Linked DNA regions of Homo sapiens: region 2 is linked to region 1. A link is an interaction called in ENCODE POLR2A ChIA-PET data of the cell type or tissue named here. Cell type or tissue: GM12878. All regions are shown on one strand. Each heading gives the region's core, and the rest is flanking DNA. Links, peaks and the distances in the headings are about the cores only.

Region 1 (5,104 bases), core at 524-4,523:
CCATCTTTTTTGAATAATTCAGAAATTTAAAGATCGGGATGGTTTCTTCCTACGTTAAAGGCTCTTCCCTTCCCATTCCTAGGAAACAATATTGGTCTGACTGATTACCATTATTGTTATTTGGCTATGGCCCACTATGATCACATCACACACACAGATTCTGCCTTCTGTCACCTTACCAAGATGAACTCGCCTGGATCCTGCCCAAAGCTGATCTCTCCATCCACACAAAAGATCTCAATCCTTCTTCCCTCCTCAGCTAATTCATAAGCAGCTCTCCCCACCTCTCCTGTAGCACCAGTTTTCACTCTCTACTGGATTATTCCCATCAGCATCAAACATTCTGAGATTTCTTTCATATTTTCTTGTTGCAACTTCTCCTGCTGGCTACTGCACAATTTCTTTGCCCCCTTTGCAGCAAAAACAATTTGAAGAGTTGTCAGTGCTCACTGTCTTCAATTCCTTGCTCCTGTTTTTTTTTAAAGCTGCTCCCTTCAGGTCCTCACTGTCACTTTTCTCCAAAGCCACTCTTGTCAAGGTCACCAATACCCTCCAAGTTCCTAAATCCCTCAAGTCAGTTTGCAGTCCTCCCCTTACTTCACCCGTCAGTAGTGTTTGGCATGGCTGATCATTCCCCTTCTTGGCACACTTACTTCGCTTGGCTTCCAGGGCTCCCTACTCTCCCAGTTCTCCTCCTGTCTCACGCATCAGTCTTTTCAGTCCCCTTTTCTGTTTGCTTCTCTTCTGTTTGCTTGCAGCATTGGAGTGATCCCAGCCTTCTTTCTATCTGTTCACACTATCCTGATATTCTCATCCCGTCTTGTGGCTTTAAGTGTCATTTATATGCCAACCACTCCCAAATATACATCTCTACCCCGACTCTCTTCTATGATCCAAGCATATATGTCCTACTAGATTTTTCCACTATATCCTACTAGATCTTTCACTTTTCATATCTGAAACACAACCCCCCCTTTTCCCCACCCAGCCTGCTCCATCTGTAGCCTTCTTTCTTAGTTTGATAATATCCTTTCAGTTGCTCAGGCCTTGGAGTCATCCTTGACTCCTTTCTTATCTCATGTACTACATCAAGTCTATCAACAAACACTTTGGTTTTATCTTCGAGATATAACTAGTGATAGTGTGCTGTAAGTATTATTCCCAATGTAGAATTTGTAATGGGGCCAGGCACGGTGGCTCACCCTGTAATCCCAGCACTTTGGGAGGCGAAGGTGGGTGGATCACTTGAGGCCAGGAGTTCGAGACCAACCTGGCCAACATGGTGAAACCCCATCTCAACCCAAAATACAAAAATTAGCTGGGCGTGGTGGCATGTGCCTATAATCCCAGCTACTCCGGAGGCTGAGGCAGGAGAATCACTTGAACCCGGGGGGCGGAGGTTGTAGTGAGCCGAGATAGCGCCACTGTATTCCAGCCTGGGCCACAGAGCAAGACTCTGTCTCAAAAAAAAAAAAAAAAAAAAAGTAATGAGCACAGCTCTGATTTGAATACAGGTCTGTCAGGCTCCAAAGTTTTCTCCATAGTTTTGCATTAATATATTCTTAATTTTATATTTGCAAAGTTATTTTTATTTTAATATCATAGCTTAGTGGGAGAGTAGGGACACTATTTAAAACTAAGGAGCAGACAAAGAATACTCCAGAGTATCTTTAGAATTTACTTAGTTTGTCTCCCTAGTTCTAGGAAATCTGAATCTAACTCATATATTAGATTATATTTTCTTTGGAACAAACCCAGATCTTTAAGAAAGAGGAGTTCAGTGCCTCCTTTCCCAATTAGCTAATCATCTATAAGCTTCACTTTTGTCATACAAAGGTGCTGGACTCCCAGAGTTCATGCAGTCACAACTCAAATGGTGAAGAGGAAACCTGAACTGTCTCTAGTTATTTTTAGGTGTTCCTGATAATCAATTTTCATGCAAAATACAAATGATCATTTATTTGTCCCTTTGTTTTCATGAATACAGGCTGAGCATCTGTAATTCAAATATCCAAAATGTTCCAAAATCTGAAACTTTTTGGGTACCAACATGATACCACAAGTGGAAAATTCCATACCCTAACAGCACCTTTGCTTTCAGTGTACATAAACTTTGTTTCGTACACAAAATTATTAACAATATTGTATAAAATTACCTTCAGGCTATATGTATAAGATGTATATGAAACATAAATGAATTTCTTGTATAGACTTGGATTCTATCCCTAAGATGTCTCATTAGGTATATGCAAATATTCCAAAATCCCAAAAAAATCTGAAACGCTTCTGGTTCCAAGCATTCCAGAGAAGGGATACTTAATATGTAGTAGTATATGGATGCCTTGCCTCATAGTCACCCTCCCCAGTGGTTTAATGCAACCATTAAATTATTTTTGTTTTAAAATATTTGATCTGGGTTTGAATTTATGGAAATACTTCACGTCAGTTTTTTTTTTTAAATAGCCAAATAGTGTTTCAAAATTTTATCAAGATTGTGATTGGTCTTTAACCTTAGAAGCAAAACTGACATGGAAGGATGAAACAAGTAGGTAGAATGGTGAATTTTGGTATTCATGTGTTTGGACATCTGTGTCCTTATCAAAAGAAAGAATGTATATAGTTGGACAAAATTGAAGGTCCATGTGGTATATTTAGAAAATATTACTTGTTAGTGGTTTAACATGTGTATAGTGGTTTTACTTCAAGCACTTTCAAAGATTTGAGTTTGTTTCTGCCCTTGTAACACTTCAACAGTCATATTAGTTTGCTTTACCATTTTTCTTTGAAGGGAACTGAGACTGATTCAGTTGTGCAAGGTGATGAGCAACATTGCTCAAAAAGCCAGAAATAGATTTGTGGGCTTCTGACTGTGAGACCAGGTGCTCTCTCCACTGAATTATTCTGCTTTCTTTGACTGTTTTCTTTGCTTTAAAAAATATTAATGCACAATTCTGAATTGCTGTTGACTGTGAGATAAATTCATGTTAGATCTATAAATAATGCACTTTCCAACCAAACCAGCCAATGGAACAAAACGCTTTTTGAGACATTGGTGTTGGAAGATGGCCTCCTCCCACCAGCTGACTGTATTCTCATCATCCCCCACATCTGTCCCATTGTTTCTGATGCTGGTACCAGGCTCCTGTCTCCAACACATGCTTAGATAATTACAAGAATTAACCTCCCTTCCTTCTGTTCTTCTCCCTTTCCCCCAAATCCTTTTTCACAGTTTCCAGATTAGTTCTCCTACAGCACTACTTTGTGAAATTCTCTCAACATGTTCTATGATACCCTTTGCTCTGAGGCTGAAGCCCTAACCTTCCTCTTGGTTTCCAGGACCTCCCATGTATCATCAGTACTACTCTAGCATCTTCTTCTGCTTCTCACCAACCTCCGTCTTGGCCAGACTGGGCCTCGCAAACTGACATTACTTCACCTCTCTTGTAGTCTTGTAATCTGTACCCTATTCCAGAATTACTCTCCCTCTCCTTTTGGTTAGCAAGCCCAGCTTTCCTCTAGGGACTTTTCTTACCCATTCGCTGGAAATTTGGTTGTAGGTGTGCCCTGTATCTTTTATCTAGTAAGACTCTTCTGTGGGTTTACTAATTTTCATTTAGAAAGAGGATCACTACCTAATGATGTAAGGTGTGGTGTAAAATTTTTCTCAATTATATTTTCAGATTATTGCTGGGATTCTGTTATGATTAGTAAGCAAACGAATTAATATTTTAATGGTTGACTGCCTTCTGATATGTTTACCTCAAATTATATCATTTTAAATTATAGATTTAAATTTTAAGAAAAACAAATATTTACATTTAGTCAAAGATTTTGTGAAATGACCTTGTTTTGAGAAAGAGAAATGAAGTCCAATTACTGAATAGAATATGAATATATAAATATATTTATGTATGTGTATATATGTAAAAAATAGCTGTCATGTAGTCATTATTTTTGTGACAGTGTATTGCTAAAAAGATCTTCATAATAATTTTGAATAGAACACTGGGGGTGCTAGATTTAGAAATTAATGATTTTATGGAAGAAAGATCTGCCTGTAAATTTTGCTCCTATTATGAATAAAAGGGAGACCCTTATTTCAGATTATCGAAATACAGGGACTGTAGCATTAATGTAACACCCACTATAATGTGTTTCTTTTAAAAATGTTTTCTTCAACACCCTGTGATATATGACTTGCCAGATTCTCTGATCCTGGGGCCCTTTAGCAGCCATGCTATGTGTTGTCATAATGTTTTAAATTTGTGGCTCTAAAATGCAATTCAGTTGTGTTTAGCCAGTGTTGATCTTTTTCTTTCTTCTTAATTTGGGACTTTCAGTGTATGCCATTACTTATGAGAAGTGCTTTAGTTATGAGTTGTGGAGAGAGAAAGTAGTTGGAGAGAAAATTAAGGTAACTCTAACATAGATCTTAATATAGTCTATAAAGTTTTCATGAGGATAATACAGTGAGTTTTATATGTGGAGAAATATATAGAACAGTGAGTGGAGGAATTAGGGAGCAACATATTCAATTTAATTGTCTTAAACACTAATATGATCTAAGAGAAAGATCATAAGAAAGTTGTCAAGTTTTCTAAAAGAAAGAAAGTTTTCAAAAGATGTATTTCTCAAATTCATCTGTCATTAAAATTAGTATGTTGAATTGGATTCTCAGCTTATAAATTAAAATATAAGTGTTCTTACATGATAAACTGAATTTAAATTTCCAGGTTTTTTTTTTTCTCTTGGTGGTCCAATTTCATTGTATTAAAATATGTAGGTATCTATCTTTTTGCGTAGATTTGGTAAACTTTGGTTTTCATGAAGTTAAAATGAATGATTAAAAATTTGTATAGAATTTGTTAGCGTCTTCTTGTTACAGGATTTAGGGGGTATGTGTGATTTAAAGATTAATTCATAAAATATTTCTTTATTTATTTTATGTATTTTTTATTGTTTTTAGAGACAGGGTCTCACTCTGTCACCCAGGCTGGAGTGCAGTGGCATGAACATAGCAGCCTCAGCCTCCTAGACTCAAGTGACCCTCCCTCCTCAGCCTCCTGAGTTGCTGAGACATACAGTCAAATGCCACAATGTCCAG
Region 2 (5,104 bases), core at 539-4,538, 280 kb before region 1:
TATTTGAGTCTTTAACTGGTATATGTCGAAAATTACAGAAGTAGTTAAAGGTAGAACTCATGGGATGCAAAGGTGTATATGAGAAAGAATTGAGAGGAACCATTTGAAAGGGCTGCAGCATACAAACGAGAGACCATAAGCTCCCGCAGAATTAGCACAATGTGATACTAGTCCCCAAAGGCTTACAAAAGTTAAGTATGGGCCTTCTGTGCTTCCAGTAGCGGTCCAGAGAGGACTGCCAATAGACCCTTGTCAGCACGATTCTCATCAATTATCCAGCACAAGTGACGAACATCTTACCATGAGTGGGTAACAGTCAGGATGCTCAGAAGCCCCCCTGAAATGCAGGGAAGGGCATGCGTACCTGGTGGTGATGATGGTGGCTTGAAGGGAAAGCTCCTGCCTGCACCAAGCTGGGATGATAAAAGCCATCTGGAAATTCCCCAGTTCTTCCTGTTCCCCAGGAAGTCAAATCATGCCTGACACAGAGGCAGGATGTTTAATATGCACTTTGTTACATGGACAGCATTTATCTAAGTCTGTGCTAAGTATTTTGCATTAAAACTTATTTTTTGTCTTAAAATTTTACTTAAATACCCCAAAATTGAAAACACATTTTCACACAAATGCTTGTATATATTAACATATTATCATGGCAGCATATTTCCTAATAGCCAAAAAATGGAAACAACCCAAATGACCATCAACTAATGAACGGATAAACAAAATATAGTATATCCTCCATACAATGGAATATTATACAGCAATAAAAAGGAGTGAAGTACTGATTCATGCTATAGCATGGATGAACCTTGAAAACACCAAGCTAAATGAAATAAAGCAGGGCAAAATGACTCATTATGCATAATTATTGCATAAATCCATTTATGAGAAATGTCCAGAAAAGGCAAACTCGTAGAGACAGAAAGATTAGTGGTTGCCAAAAGCTGGAGAAGGGAAATGGGGAGTGACTACTAATGGGAATGGGATTTCTTTTGGGGGTAATACAAATATTCTGAAATTAGTAGTGATAGTTGCATGACTTGTGATTATACTGAAAATCCACATTAAAAGGTTGTGGCACATTATATTTTAATTAAAAATCAATTTATAATATTTAGTTTTCATTGAATGTAAAAATATTTGTACTACCTAAACTTGAACCTTGTGGATCTGATATTGAAAGTTTCAAATAAAAGGCAGTCTTGATACTGCACAAACTGTGTCTATCTCAAACAAGAAAAAAATGAGTGCTTCAAAATGAAAATGAAAATCACAGACTTTATTTGCTTAAAAAACAAAGGAAGTGAGCTATTTAGGATGAAACAATTGAATTTTGGAGAAGCCTGCTTCACTAGTCCTCAAAGTACACTGATCATATTGTTTTTCACTTTGAAAGAAATATTATTTTTTTCAGATTATAACACAGTAAAGATAAACTTTAGGAATGGACTAAATGCTGTCTTTGATCATCAACATTATTTCGAATATTAGGCTCACGATTTCTAAAAAGTCATGAAAACATCATTCTCATGAAAAAATTTTGGTGAAGCATAACTTATTTTAAAAAGTAAAACATGATCTTGATATAGTTTATTCTCAACATAAAAATGTTTTTTTTTGCATTGTGCTATGAAAAATAACACATGCAAATTAAATGTTGATCATTGACTCAACTAACTGATCAGTGTGATTATTTTTTCTGTCTTCATTAATATAATTGAAGTATGCATTATACCTCATGAGCTCTCCTTAATATCCTGTCAATAAATTACACTTTCAAAAGTGTTCTGTGGTCAAGCAAGTTTGGGAAATGCTGCTGTGGCATAGTTCTTTGCACACGTTTACACCAGAAGGCTTTCCCGGCAGTATGTTAGATTGCTAAAGGAATTTATAATCCCCAAATTTCAATTGCTTATTTTTAAAAAGAGCTCACTTTCCATATCTCAGGTGGGTCAGCACCTCAGCTTACAGTCAGCGTGACAGCAGTTCAGTCTCTACATTCGCTTCAGTGATTTCCTTGGAGGGCATTGCAGTGTTGTGCGTTGGCAACTAAATGCACTGCCCAGAAGCAGTATGCCTCTTCCACTCACATGTCATTAGCCAAGGCAAATTATATGACCACACCTAATTTCAAAGGGGACAGGGACATGCAATCCTACTGTGTTCCTGGAAGGAAGATAGCCCAACTAGTGAATGGCCCTAATGTCTATCCTCTAGTTTAGCCATTGTCCAATGGAACTATAATGAGAGTCACAAAAGTAATTTCCAACTTACTAGTATCACTATTAAAATTGTGAAAAAGAAGCAGTTAAGATAATTTTAATAGTCCATTTTATTGAAATGAATTATGGAAAATAACACATAGCCATACTAAAATTATTTAGATATTTTATTCCTTTTTCTCTACTAAGTCTTTGAAATCTGTTGTGTATTTTATGCTTACAGCATATCTCAGTTTCTACTGGCCATATTTCAGGTGCTCAATAGCCACGTGTGGCCAGTGGCTACCATATTGATAGTGCAGCCCCAGTGCTTATGGTTTGGGAACATAGCCCTAAACATGACCACAACTATGAAATTTCCTTAAAGAGACATATTTTAATTTAAAAAATTATCATATATATTTTAGTATAAAATGACATTTTAATGATTTTTTTACTACCTAAACATTGCTCTGGGAAAAGGTTGTGTTAACCCTATGGCTCTGCTTCTAATAGCATATTACCTTGAACCTCACAAAGACTGGACTAGGACCTGCAGACTTCTGTTCAGTTCCAGATTATTTGGAGGTAAGTCATGTGGACTTGCTGAACCTCAGTTTCCTCATCTATAAGATGGCATGCTTAGATGATATAATCTCTAAAGTGCCTTTTAAATTCTCAAATTCTAAGAGTCTCATTAGAATGGCTTTCCCCTAATCATGACTAGGGCTGAGTTTTCTTGTTTGTTTGTTTGTTTTGTTTTAAGAAAAAAAATGGCCTGTTGCACAGTGGCCTATAGAGTAACCTGTGTGGGGCCACTTTTTTTCCAAACAGGAGAATTGCTATGCCCTACCCCAAGAGCTAGCCATCTAAATTCCATCATTACTGGGCACCCATTGGGAAAAGGGGGTCTCTCAAGTTGAGAGACACAGACAGCTTCTAAGATGCTGTCCTGAGCATGTCCCTTAGAAAGAGTAGCCTTAAATCAAGATTTGTTGGCCGTGGGTGCCTATAAATGGAGGTTGGATAAACTTCTAGCATTGCCACTGGAATTTCCCTGGGCATTTCACCTCAATGTGCGGGGGATAATGTCCAGTGCCTAAATGATTAATGATCCACAGGGTATTTCAGAGGCCAGGGTAAGATTGGAGCAGTAAAGAGGGAGGGGAGTGAGAACATCTTGCTCTCACCCCATGGTCAGTGAACTAGTTGGTTGAGGACAAATGCTAGCGCCTGGGGATAGGATCTCACTTTGGTGACTTTGGGGATGCTGGCTCCCCTTTGGATGGATTTCACACAGGGAGACGTTGGCTTGGCTTGAAAAGGCCTAAGGGCACAGCCTCTGCACACTCCTAAGGAGCTGCCCAGGCTTTCTTCAGACATGGATGCCTCAGGCACTTGCCTTTTCTCCTGAAGATTTTTAAAGCAACAGCAGTGGAAATGGAAGTGTCTTCCTGTGGCCTGATCTGAATTCACTCACAAAGCAAATTTCAGTTCCTCTACTTATTTGAAATCTCCTCACAGACAAGGCACCAGGGTTAATTAGTAGAGTTCATTTACTGTCAACCGAACACTTGGGAATAAGGAATTTAGAACCAGGTCACTAGGTGAGTGTAATTCACTATGAGTGTGCAGGGCAAAGTGGTTTATTTAGAGGTATTAATAATGGCTTTTTGTCTTATATAGATTGAATATGTACAGTATTTTCTACTCTCTTTCTTCAAACTCATGTAAAAAATACATTGAGTGTTTTTATGAGAATCTTGGGCTGGGCGTGGTGGCTCACGCCTGTAATCTCAGCACTTTAGGAGGCCGAGGCAGGTGGATCACAATGTCAGGAGATCAAGACCATCTTGGCTAACATGGTGAAACCCCATCTCAACTAAAAATACAAAAAATTAGCTGGGCATGGTGACGTGTACCTGTAGTCCCAGCTACTTGGGAGACTGAGGCAGGAGAATCTCTTGAACCTGGAAGGTGGAGGTTGCAGTGAGCTATCGTGCCACTGCACTCCAGCCTGGGTGGCAGAGCGAGACGTCATCTCAAAAAAAAAAAAAAAAAAAGAGAATCTCTAATTTAAGCTGTTGAGCTCCTGTGTAGTTCAAGGAGGTGATAAATTCCTGCTTAAATAATATTAAGATTCCAGAATCTGAGCTAGGATATTGATTTTTGAAACTTTATGCCAGAACTCTGTGACCTTCAACATTTTTCTTACCCCTTTGGGCATAGATTTATACCCAGGCCTTAAGAAATGGCTCTCATGTCCTAAAGAAAAGTGATAAAGAGGACAAAAGAGTGTGCAGTTCAGCTTTCATTCAACTGAGACATCTTATCAGTAAATTCCTACATTCTTGGATCAATTTCTGGTGAGCAGGACAAAATGAAATATGTAATGTGAGTTCAGATGAGGTGAAGTGAGGCTGTTTACTTGACAAAATACCTGTGTTTTTGTTCTGTTACAGCTGGGTATTTATTTCTGACTCTATGTGCCAAACAATGTAATTGAGCAGGCTGGTACGAGGTTGAACATTTGCTGCATGGGGACCAGTTCTCATTCTTGTTCCAACATTCTTGAAAAACCTTATGTAGTGGATATGCCAGGACTGCCTCAAAGAGAAAACAGGCTGAGGTCACTGAGGGTTATTTCTACCACCTTCTCCAGCCTCAGCCCTGGGCTCACAGGCCTGGACCCTCTTGGTTTGGGTGCCTCCTCAGATCATTATGGGCTCCCAACTCCTGTCTTTGTCATCTGTTCTTCTCTAATTTCAGCCACTTCCCACCTTTCACGTCCTGAGGTGCCCTGAACATGCTCTGCACTTCCTAACACTCATGCCATCATTCTTGATGTTCTCTCTGATTGAAATCATCTTCCACCCTCTCTTCACTTGCTTGCTAGATGA

Evidence for each region. Peaks named below come from ENCODE experiments on the same cell type or tissue, not always from the same donor. Only the 100,000 strongest peaks of a DNase experiment are listed, where the experiment ranks them.
Region 2: POLR2A ChIA-PET joins it to region 1 with 5 read pairs; 2 of 35 experiments call an interaction of 5 or more read pairs at or near these places.

The regions. Positions count from the first base shown.
Region 1 is chr3:16,909,790-16,914,893 of GRCh38, forward strand. All of the region lies in intron 1 of PLCL2 (phospholipase C like 2), which reads left to right. Among named protein-coding and RNA genes, the nearest start is that of MIR3714, 21 kb to the right of the region's middle. RefSeq lists an enhancer at 2,835-3,064. In GM12878, for the core only: no CTCF peak of the experiment used is centred there; a DNase peak (open chromatin) is centred at 2,802; H3K4me3 peaks cover 1,327 bases; H3K27ac peaks cover 3,499 bases.
Region 2 is chr3:16,628,890-16,633,993 of GRCh38, forward strand. No RefSeq gene overlaps it. Among named protein-coding and RNA genes, the nearest start is that of DAZL, 26 kb to the left of the region's middle. In GM12878, for the core only: no CTCF peak of the experiment used is centred there; no DNase peak of the experiment used is centred there.